Regions from separate parts of the Homo sapiens genome. Here region 1 is linked to region 2. Evidence: chromatin contacts called from ENCODE Hi-C or POLR2A ChIA-PET data. All regions are on one chromosome and are shown on one strand. Each heading gives the region's core, a stretch centred on a gene start or an enhancer-like site at or near the end of the contact. The rest is flanking DNA. Distances are from core to core; before and after follow the strand shown. Region 1 overlaps LOC105372093 (a long non-coding RNA gene). Region 2 overlaps SLC14A2 (solute carrier family 14 member 2).

Region 1 (5,293 bases), core at 1,481-3,980, 110 kb before region 2:
TAATGACTAGTGGGGTTTAAAATACATACTCAAGATCCATGATAACGATAGCAAGTCAGGAGGGAGGTAATAGAGTTAAAGTGTTCTAAGGTCCTTGCATTGTCTGGGAGGACGGAAAATTAAGAGTTAACATTAATGTTTAATAAATCAATGATATATGTTGTAATTTCAAGAGTGGCCACTAATAGCCTAATAAAAGTATGAAAAATCCTCCCATCAAGCCCACTTTCAGTGGCATATGTAGTGCCACCACCAGTTCTATCTTTGACTTTCACAGCTCCCCTTCATAGCATCTCTGCTATTTGCTACAGCTATTAGATATATTCACTGCCCCAGACAATGTTGATTGTTCCAGTCTCTGTTCATTTATTAGTCTATTCTCTGCTCCTGGGAGGCTTTCTTCTCATATCTGTTCACATCCTTTTCTGTCCAGTCATCATGCAATTTCTGCCTCTGCCCCAATCATGTTTCCCCTAACTACTCTGCCACCCACAGTTTCTCTGTCCACCAAACTCCTAAATCCTTAATGGAATGACTCACTTAAGATTGGATTTATTATACACTTATTACGTTGTGGCTATTTGGAGAATATGTTTTATTTTTCCTAAAATAGAGGTTCCTTGAGGATAAGGATCATGTCTTTAATAAGTTTTTAACTCCTATGTGTCTATCACTATGCCTTGCCAAGGAGACACTTTGTGTTTTATTTGTACTCTGTGTAAATAATTTTTACAGAAATAGGTAACCATGGAAAGCCATTTAATATCTGTGAGTTGTTTTACAGCTGTTAAAATGATTAAAACAATACCTACTCTAATTCTTAAGGTTGATGAGAAGTTGAAATGGGCTAATGGATATGAAATAATTTGTATTATGTAATGTACTATAAAGAATTACTAACAGTTGCTGGGTGTGGTGGCTAATCCCAGCACTTTGGGAGGTTGAGGTGGGTGGATCACCTGAGGTCAGGAGCTCGAGACCAGCCTGGCCAACATGGTGAAACCCCATCTCTACTAAAAATATAAAAATTTAGCTGAGGATGGTGGTGGGTGCCTGTAATCCCAGCTACTCGGGAGGCTGAGGCAGGAGAATCACTTGAACCTGGGAGGTGGAGGTTGCAGTGAGCCGAGATCGGGCCTGGGTGACAAGAGTGAAACTCCGTCTCAAAAAAAAAAAAAAATTACTAACAGTAATAAGCATTGATCAAATCATTGGGGTAACACGAAGAGCTTTAAATTATCAATGATTAGAGATCAAAAAGAACCAGAAAGCCACTATCTGAGCCCTCAGTTGACAAAAGGATTCAATTCATCCATTCATTCACTCATGCATTGATGATTACTGTAGTGGCTAACATTGTGTCAGACACTGAACGTGCAGAAGTACAAGTTTCTGCTCACACCTCGCTCAGTCTGGTGGGTGACCTGATAAAGGTGGTAAATGGATATAACATTTACAAGGTGCTACAACAACACAGAAGGGAGACACCTGACCTTGGGAGGTGTGAGATGGCCTTCCTGGAAGAGATAATCACAAAACAAGTCTTACAGGACAAATAGGAGATAGTAATGGAAGAAAAAGGCTATGTCAGGAAGAGCAGCATATGTAAGCCTGGGTTTCAAAGAGGAAATCTCTTTAGAGAAAGTTTTATCAGTTTTATGTAGATGAGAAAGACTGTTGCCTTAAGAGACTGGACAGTTACATGAGGACCACATCAGTGAGGGCCTTGTATGGCCTCATGAACCACATTAAAAAGTATCAGCTCTCTTCTGTGCAAGGGACTCGCCAGATCATTTAGTCCAGTTTGTCACCAAATGACAGCATGAATCAGAAACACTTGGAGGGCTGTTGAAAGACATTCCTGGGCTCTCCGCTGAGTCCCTCATTCAGTAGATCTAGGACTGGCCTATAGTTTTCATTTCTAACGAGGTCCCAGCTGATGCTGATGTTGCTGGTCTGGGGACCAATTTGAGAACCACTTCTCTAGTCCAGCCTTTTCTTTCAGATAAACCACTGAGCACTAGAGGTGAAATTCATTAACGAAAGTCGTCAGCTCAAATAGGGCAAACTAACCGAGCAACCAGAGCTGATATCCGCCTTCCCCTAAACCCTTCGCAGTGGAGCTGTCCCTTCCAGGATCATCAGTAGCCTTACCTCCCTCCCTCCCCTTCAAGAATCCCACCCCTTCAGTGCTCTGCTTTTAGCGTCTGTAAGGGAAGGAAATTGGTTGCACCAACTTATGTTAGGATTTACTTTTAAAGAAGGTCCTTAGGAAAGGCAGCGTTTTAACCTAAGGGAGTGCATTTTCAAGAGTGGATTTTCAGGCAGGGAGCGCAGCAGGCGTTTCCCGACATGCCCGTGAGCAAGACTCGATCACGGCCCAGAAACCCTGCTTTGCAGAGGTGACCACCCCGGCCCGCCCGGAAGAACCGGGCCCGAGCTGCCGCGCCGCCACGGTGACTCGGCCATAAGACCCGCCAGACGGGTAAGGTTCCTGGTCTGAGGCTGCCCCTTCGGCTTTGCACAGCTTCCTCGTGCCGCCGCGCCCCGCCGCTGATTCCACGCTGCGAAGCGTGGGCCCAAGCACTGCGGCACTTGAGTCATAGCTTCATAAGCGACTTTCCTGAGAATGCTAGGGCTTGGGGTGATATTACGGACGGTAGCGTAACGTCCCTTCGGAAGGAACCCAGCTTCCAGCAGCCCAGTGCGCCGCCCTTCTCCTTCCCCCCATTTCTTCCCGCCCAGCCAAGAGTGTCAGGCAAACCCTTCCCGGCTGCCGGCAACCCAACAGTTCCGCCTTCTTCAGGGTTCTCAAGCTCAGAGTCTTCCAACCTTCCAAATACAGCATTCTGCCCAGGAGGTATTTCTTAAGGTTGTTGAATTCTCTGAGTCTTGAAGCTTGTAGGTCATCCCCTGTGTCTGTCTTGTTCTCTGCAGTTTAAGACAGGCTTAATAATAGCAACTAATTTTATTATTATTATTAACAGCTGCCTGAACAATGTCATGCCCTGTCTCTTTAATTGATTCAGTATATTGCTCATGGGTCTTCCATCTACATTGTCCTTCATTAGGCATGTGGGGCATTCAAACATGGACAGCACACACTTTCTGCACTCCAGGAACTTAAATATAATGTTGGGAAAACAAATACCACAGGAAGAGTTAACATACCATTCTCCAGCATTTTAGGTAGGAATGATACACACATGTTACCATCTGTGAATGGTAGAAGAAAGTCACCTGAGTGGGCAGTGGAGGCTTCAGAAAGGAGGTGGGGCTTGAAGTGTACTTTGGTGGGCTAGGTAGCTATTAGTTGGGTGGACAGGAGAAGAGGGGTCCTTTCCACATTGGAAGTGGAGTAGGAGGGAAGTGAGGTGAGGAATGACATGACCAAGGTTGGGGATGGGAAGACTGACATAGGTGGGAGGTGTATGTTGACATGTGAACCTTCATCTCCAAGAGATACAGTCCTATCTTTGTATTTTGGGTGACCATCAGCCTTAGTAATGCAACAAGATGTGACACTCCCCTCCCTATCTGGCCCCACCTGAGACCTAAGACAAAGACTGAGTAACACAGTCCTGTGGGCTCTGGCTTTTATGCCTCCCTCAAAGCCACTGGGAAATGGCACATACCTTTGGCAGGCACATGAGGTCCAAACAGAGAAACAGGAAGCTGTCTGGGTTTTATGGGCAGCCACATAATAGAAGAGTGATGTTTGTCTTCTAGGGTGATGTTTATGATTAAGAAGACCTGTTTAAACATGGTTAGTGGGTTATTCAAACCCCATTTAGGGAGAGCTAAAGGAAACCTTAGTTTCTATGGGTTCTTAGTTAATAATCAGAGCAGGGCTGGAAGAGAAGGACAGGATGTGGTGAGCAGAGGGGAAGAGAGAGGATTCCCAGGGGAAGACTAAAGTTGATAAGACACTCTGAACATTACTTCATATACTAAGGCTTTATTTATTCTAACAGACCTTTTCTCCTTGAAAAGATAATAAAATCTGTAATATCATCACTTCAAAGGAAAGGAAGCATTAAATCATTTTAGATTCAGAGGGTAGCAAGTTTTAATTAGGACTTACTACTGGGGGAGGCAGTGGGAGTGGGCATCTTCTCACATCTGGTGTAAAATTGATGATCTTTTTCTGGTTTGTGTAGAAGGCTATGAATAGAAGATGGAGAAGAAACACCAGGGAGACTGCTTGGTGTTCAGGCCCTCTCCTCCTAGGTCTCTACACAAATGCTGCATTGATTTCTCTCTTCTAGTCTTCACCTTGGAGATTCTTTAGGGCTACTAAATTCTTCTTTTAAGGTGGGGCATGGTGGCTCACACCTGTAATCCCAGCACTTTGGGAGGCTGAGGCAGGTGAATCATTTTAGGTCAGGAGTTCGAGACCAGCCTGGCCAACTTGGTGAAACCCCGTCTCTACTAAAAATACAAAAAAATTAGCAGGGCTTAGTGGCACCTGCCTGTAATCTCAGCTACTCAGGAGGCTGAGGCAGGAGAATTAATTGAACCCAGGAGGTGGAGGTTGCAGTGAGCTGAGATCAAGCCACTGCACTCCAGTCTGGGTAACAGAGTGAGACTCTATTAAAAAAAAATTATTCCTTTAAAATGAAACACTTTAATGGGAGGAGAGGAAGGATAATAGAAGGGTAAAGAAGGAAGAAGGCCAACCTGGCAAACATGACAAAACCCTGTCTCTACTAAAAATACAAAAATTAACCTGGTGTGGTGGCACACACCTGTAATCCCAGCTACTCAGGAGGTGAGATGGGAGGACTGCTTGAACCCAGGAGGTGGAGGTTGCAGTGAGCTGAGATCATGGCATTGCACTGCAGCCTGGGTAAAAAGAAAGAAGGAGAAGGAGAAGGAGAGGGAAGGAGGGGGAGAGGGAGGGGGAGGGGGAGGGAAGAAGAAGAAAGAAGAAGAAGAAGGAAGAAGAAGGGAAAAGAAAGAAGGAGAAGGAGGAGAAGAAAGAAAAAAGAAGAAAGAAGGAAGAGAGGCATAAGACCAGAAGGATTCTAAGGTTTAGGGCATCTTGAGGGAAGAAGATCTGAGAGGGGATCTTCAGAGGACCTTGGAGAGAACTGGATTGTTGGGAAAGGGCATCAACAATGAACTGAGAATGCACTAGGACAGACTTTGCCTAATGTGTGCTCAGTGATAATACAAAAATTGTGTTAAATGCCAACTATGAGAAATTTGCTTCAGAACTCATGAGGGTTTTTCAGATTTCTCTTGCCACTTGAAAAACTAATCAGAAACGTAATGACCTAAATCAATAAGC
Region 2 (4,955 bases), core at 240-2,739:
CCATGGGCTGAGCTCTGGAAAGATTGCTAAAGAGAACCTATTGGCATGGTAGACACAGTTCTCCCATGAACCATCCAGATGGCGTTTTTCTAGAATGCTGGCTCTAGAATCCCAATGCGAAAAACACCTGTCTGCAATATTCAGATGGGATATTTGAGATAGCAGAAGTGTTCTGTTCAGAAATGAGAGCTCATGAGCTCACACTCTTGCATGTATTGCTATTTATAGTTCAAGAGGCTGTATGTCTGTTTTAACAGCAAAACTCCCAGCTTCCAGGAAAGACCACAGTAACAGAGTGCAGTCTAGTCTAAGTCTAGTCTATAGGGAACCCCCATGGCAATGGGTTTCCTGGGGATGGGTGGAGGTGAGTTTTTAGGGTCAGGGTCAGTGTTGTTCTCATAGAATTTTACCTTTAAGTCCCTCTCCACACTCCTTCATCTCTCCTGTGATGTAGCTGAGGGCTTTGCTGACCCTTTTCCCACTGGCAGCCATGGAACTCCGAATCCAGGATGTCTTGGAAATGTTTGTTTCCACTTTTATCTCAGAGCTCTCCTCCATGGTGTCCAGATCCTGTCCAGGACAGAGATAGGCAAGAGTCTCCCACATTCGGTGGTTCTTACACTGAGAATTCATGTTTGTGGTCACTCAGGGACCAAATAAGATTGTCATTTGGTATTTCATTAAATTGCTGTTTAACCTCCCTGTTTCTGTAGATTAGACTGTCTTTTGTTTGACACATGACCTCATCTAATAGGTTAACTACCGTGAGGCACAGTAAGATAACATCTTTACTTTCGTTCTGTGGAGGAGGACTCTGGCAAGTGGAGGTTCTCATTTTCAAAGGTCAAGGTCAAACAGTAGAACTGAGATTAACCACAGATTTTTAGTCTTTTTTTTTTTTTAACATTAATACTCTTTCCAGAAGAAATGGCTTTCTCCCTGGCATGTCTAGTCTTTAAGATATAACTGTTCATAAACATAAGGGTATGAAATTGAACATGTGAAGATTCTGTTTTTGAAAACAGGCACCAGCTTATTTCCTAAATGCTTGAATACTGGGTTTAAAGGAAGCCTGATAATAATTCAAATACAAGGAATATGAAAAGTTACAAAGTAAACTGTGAAAGAGACATTTTTGTCCCAGGTAATTACATTTCAGAAAATACGAATGCAAGAAAAGTTTGCCTAAATCGGAGAACCTTGTTTACAGCTCTCAGCTCCCTCATCTGCTGTGGGCTCTGTGACTGTAGGGCGCTGTCCCTGATTCAGGACACTCAGTACTCACAAGCAGCTCGACTGTGGGCTTCCGGTATCGATAGGGAAATGGGTCTTTGTTTTGTCTTTCCTGGTGTTCGCCTTTTCCAAACACTGGAGTTAGAAGGAAAGAGCACCATCAGTTAGGACACCTCTACTCTGGCACCTCAGAAGCTAATGTCCTGCAAGGCTCAAGAGGTGTTAAGATTATGCAGTATTTCCTGTTCCTACTGAGGAAGCACAGAATCATGGGGCCTTGCAGCTCGAAGGCTCTTTTGTTCTTTTACTGGTCATGGATCCATCTGGGCCCTCGCTTTGGGGAAAAAGTGTACATCTTCATATAAACAGGGCATTTTACAAGGAATTTAGGGAGCTCAGAGATTCCACTAACTTTTAATTAAGAAGCCCTCATTTAGCTCAACCTTGATAATTTTTTAGATGAGGAAACAGCAGCCTGGAGAGACAGTGACTTGTGCTTGATCCCGGAATCCAGGGTTCTTTCTCCTGTTCCACATGGAGAACTTGAAGGTGAACAAAAAAAAAAAAAAAAAAAAAAAAAAAAGAAACTTGGTTGTTGTTGAAGCCCTTCACTTCCTGTTCATAAAGTATTAAGCTGCCTGAGCCATGAGCCATGCATAATCTGTGTTTGAATTTGGCCATGACTCTCCTCACCTGGATGACCTCAGGCTGTTCTGTTTGTTTTTGTTTTTGTTTTTTTAAGGTATTGTAGTAGCAATGGCTGGTGGGATTAGGACAAGAGACATCCATGTAATCTCTTGAAGCAGATTTTGGCAAGCCTTTGTAATTGTAGAAAACTCTTGCAATGTGGATCTAAACATTTTTATTATTACAGGTAATTTACTTTTAGAGACCACCAATTTCAGTAGGGTTTTATGCATCCTGAAAGATGTTCAGGCCCCTGGAAGTTTCCTTCTTGATGCTTTGGTTCCCTCCTGTGGTCAAGTGTGAGAATAGCAGGCTGGGCTCTGACTACCCTGTGTTTTCAGACTGAATTGCCTGTTCCCCCGTTCTGCACTCATGAGTCGTCAGGGTGTCAAAACACTAGAAGGGATGCATCGAAGGCACTGTGTTCCCACTTCTGAAGGGACAGGGACTGCAGATACCAGTGTGTTTGGGAGGTGACACCATTCAGGACAAACAAATTCATTTTGAAAGCTTTGAAAGGAAGAGTAGGAAGCAGAAGGGATCCCTTGAAATTGGAGGCCTGTGTGTGATATCCCCACTGACCCGCTGTTTCTGTCTGAAGCTCCTCTCTGCCTGCCAGTGCTGCAGGGCTCTCTACTATGCTCTCCCCAACCACAGCCCCTATCCTGAGACGATGTTAGGAGGAATTTATTAAGCCTTTGAGGCAAACCGTGGTCTCTTCCACACTCTGCTGGGGAACCTCTATCAAAGACAAACTCCTGAGCTACAGGGGCCCTTGAGATGTGCAATGTCCTCGGCAATCCCCTCTCCACCTCGTGTATTTTCCCATATTCACTCAAAGTCCATTTCTCTGGGCTAACTGACTTGTGGTATGAAATGATGAGACTTGGGGGAGCTGGAGGAAGAAGGTCATTCAGGCATCTTCTGGGGAGCATGTGATGTTGCACTAACTTGGGAGTCACTTTTATTCCCAACAGTGGCCCTAGTCAGCTGTGTGACTCTGGGCAATGCTGCCCCCTCTCTGGGGATTGGAGGCAGGATTAGATGGTCCCTGTGTCCTGGATCTTCATGAGGCTGCTCCAACCTTGCAGCTGGTTGAGGAAACCTCCCCAGACTCCTCCCTGTTTGCTGCCACATGTTCTCAGCTTCCACGTCCAAATTTCTGGCCTCCACTTGTTCAGCTTTAGCGGCCCTTGGATACCCTCTTCCTGGCCTTTGGCAGCACTTTCCCCACCATGGGTCTCTACCTGTGCCCTTGGCCTCCCCACCATTGCCATAGATGGGAACTGTTCATCTCTAGCCTCCTAGACCAGTGGTTTTTGATTTGCTGGCAAATTAGAATCTCCTGGAGAGCTTTAGAAGCTCCTGATGCCCACCCAGGCTGCTCTGCAGATGAATTAAACTAGTCACTGGGATGGGATGCAGGTGATTCCAATGTGCAGCCAGGTTGAGACCCCAGAATCTCACTGCCTGTCCCAGCTTCAGCCTCTCCGAGACCCAGGGGGCATCCAGACGCATTCGGGGAACTGTGGCCTTGGTCAGACGTCAGGTGTGAGAGGTCAAGTCTGACTCCAGCGGGTCTCCCCACCACCCTGTGAAGTAGGTATTGCCATTGTCCCTGTTTTATTAGAGACTAGGAAGGCAGGGATCCAAGCGTGAGGGGGAGGACATGCACACCTTTGCTCCTCCTCCGAATGGATGACCACTCGATGTGAAATACACTCCTGTGCTTGGAGAGCACAGCCTCCGAGCCCTCCTCCACCTTTGGGCCTGCTGTGGGTGGATGCTCCCCACCGCCTCCTAGCCAGGGGCAAAACAAGACAGGTCAGTGTCCCACCTAGTCCGCACCTGAGAGAGCCAAGCAGAGAGCTGGGAAAAATCACACAGATGCTGGAAAGGAGAGAGCAGTGAAGCCTGAAGCTGGAGTAGTCATTGCATCAGTCTCTGCATAAAACACTTAGCTTCTCTATTTCTCCCATTAAAACTTCTACTTCCTCTCCCCACAGTAACCCAAGTTATAGTCTGTCAAGAAATGGATGAGCAGTTTGCCTTATTTCTTAGTGTGCAAGGAAGCACTCTAAGACCCATTTAGCTGCAACTTGCACTGGCATGAGCAGGTGGCAGCCAGCGTCTTGGACTTCATCTGTGGCAGGGAGTTCCAAAACTGCCTGCATGTTAGAATCACCCAGGTGCTTTAAAAAAATGCCTGAGCTCCACCTCAGACCAGTTTAAAAAAATTAAAGTTTTGAATGCCCATGGTATTTAAAAGATGGCTCCAATATGCAGCTTGGGCTGAGAACTGACATCAGCTCTTGCTACTCAACGTGTGGTCCCTGTGGTCCCTGGACCAGTAGCATCAGCATCATCTGCCTGGGAGCTTGTTAGAAATGCAGAATCTCAGGCCTTAACCAAGACTGATGGAATCAGAATCTGTATTTTAACAAGAGCCACTGGGTGAATTCTGTGCTTATTAAAGCCTGACCAATACCAATTTATGGGGAGCTAGGAGTGCTGAGTCTGTAATCAGCTACAAGAAGCACTCTGCTGTACCTTATTATGTTCAGTTTTCACACTATTGGGAGAGCAGAGCACTCTTATCACTTGGGATAGGGTCTCTCAATGTGTGGATCAAGAACTGACAGCATTGAATTATCTTGGTGTCTTGTTAAAGTGCATGCTCCTAGCCCTATTGCCTCACCCACACCCAGGTCTCGTAATTGGAAAATCTGGTGATCCTGGGGGGTATGCAGTTTTACCTTGCTCTGCTTGGAGCTCCAGTACACACTAGAGTTAGATGGTCCAGCAGCTGCTTGGAACAGTAGAAAACATTCACACTATTACATCTGCATATTTTCTGGGTTGACTCATTTGGCCTTTTCAGCAGTGCCTTGAATAGAATGGGCACTATATATTATCACTAAAAGGTGGAAAATTGAGGCTCAGAGTGATTTCTTTAGCATCCTACAAATGGTGAGTCACATGACTCAGCTCCCAATCCTTTTCTCTGCATTTTTGCTACTCAGTCTGGTTTGTGG

The links. A loop is a pair of places that touch in the nucleus more often than their neighbours do. ChIA-PET counts read pairs that join two places held with the same protein, here RNA polymerase II (POLR2A). Pooled maps may share reads with other maps.
Region 1: a map with no recorded cell type shows a loop between it and region 2 (8-fold over the local background). The contact joins two enhancer-like sites. A Hi-C loop is called at or near these places in 1 of 168 maps with a recorded cell type or tissue (endothelial cell of hepatic sinusoid), 5 of 37 single-sample maps with no recorded cell type and 9 of 50 pooled maps. POLR2A ChIA-PET finds 5 or more read pairs at or near these places in 3 of 52 experiments (CD4-positive, alpha-beta memory T cell, T-cell and activated naive CD4-positive, alpha-beta T cell).

What each region holds. Positions count from the first base shown.
Region 1 is chr18:45,772,773-45,778,065 of GRCh38, reverse strand. All of the region lies in intron 3 of LOC105372093 (a long non-coding RNA gene), which reads left to right. Among named protein-coding and RNA genes, the nearest start is that of SIGLEC15, 50 kb to the left of the region's middle. Within about 2 kb of position 2,730, at least 24 of the 41 ENCODE cell types and tissues checked have a DNase peak (open chromatin) inside an H3K27ac peak, as active enhancers do.
Region 2 is chr18:45,662,550-45,667,504 of GRCh38, reverse strand. It overlaps SLC14A2 (solute carrier family 14 member 2), which reads right to left. Exons shown (of 20, transcript NM_007163.4): 11 at 3,598-3,720; 12 at 1,286-1,368; 13 at 411-570. All of the region lies in intron 7 of LOC105372093 (a long non-coding RNA gene), which reads left to right. Among named protein-coding and RNA genes, the nearest start is that of SLC14A2, 50 kb to the right of the region's middle. Within about 2 kb of position 1,489, at least 7 of the 41 ENCODE cell types and tissues checked have a DNase peak (open chromatin) inside an H3K27ac peak, as active enhancers do.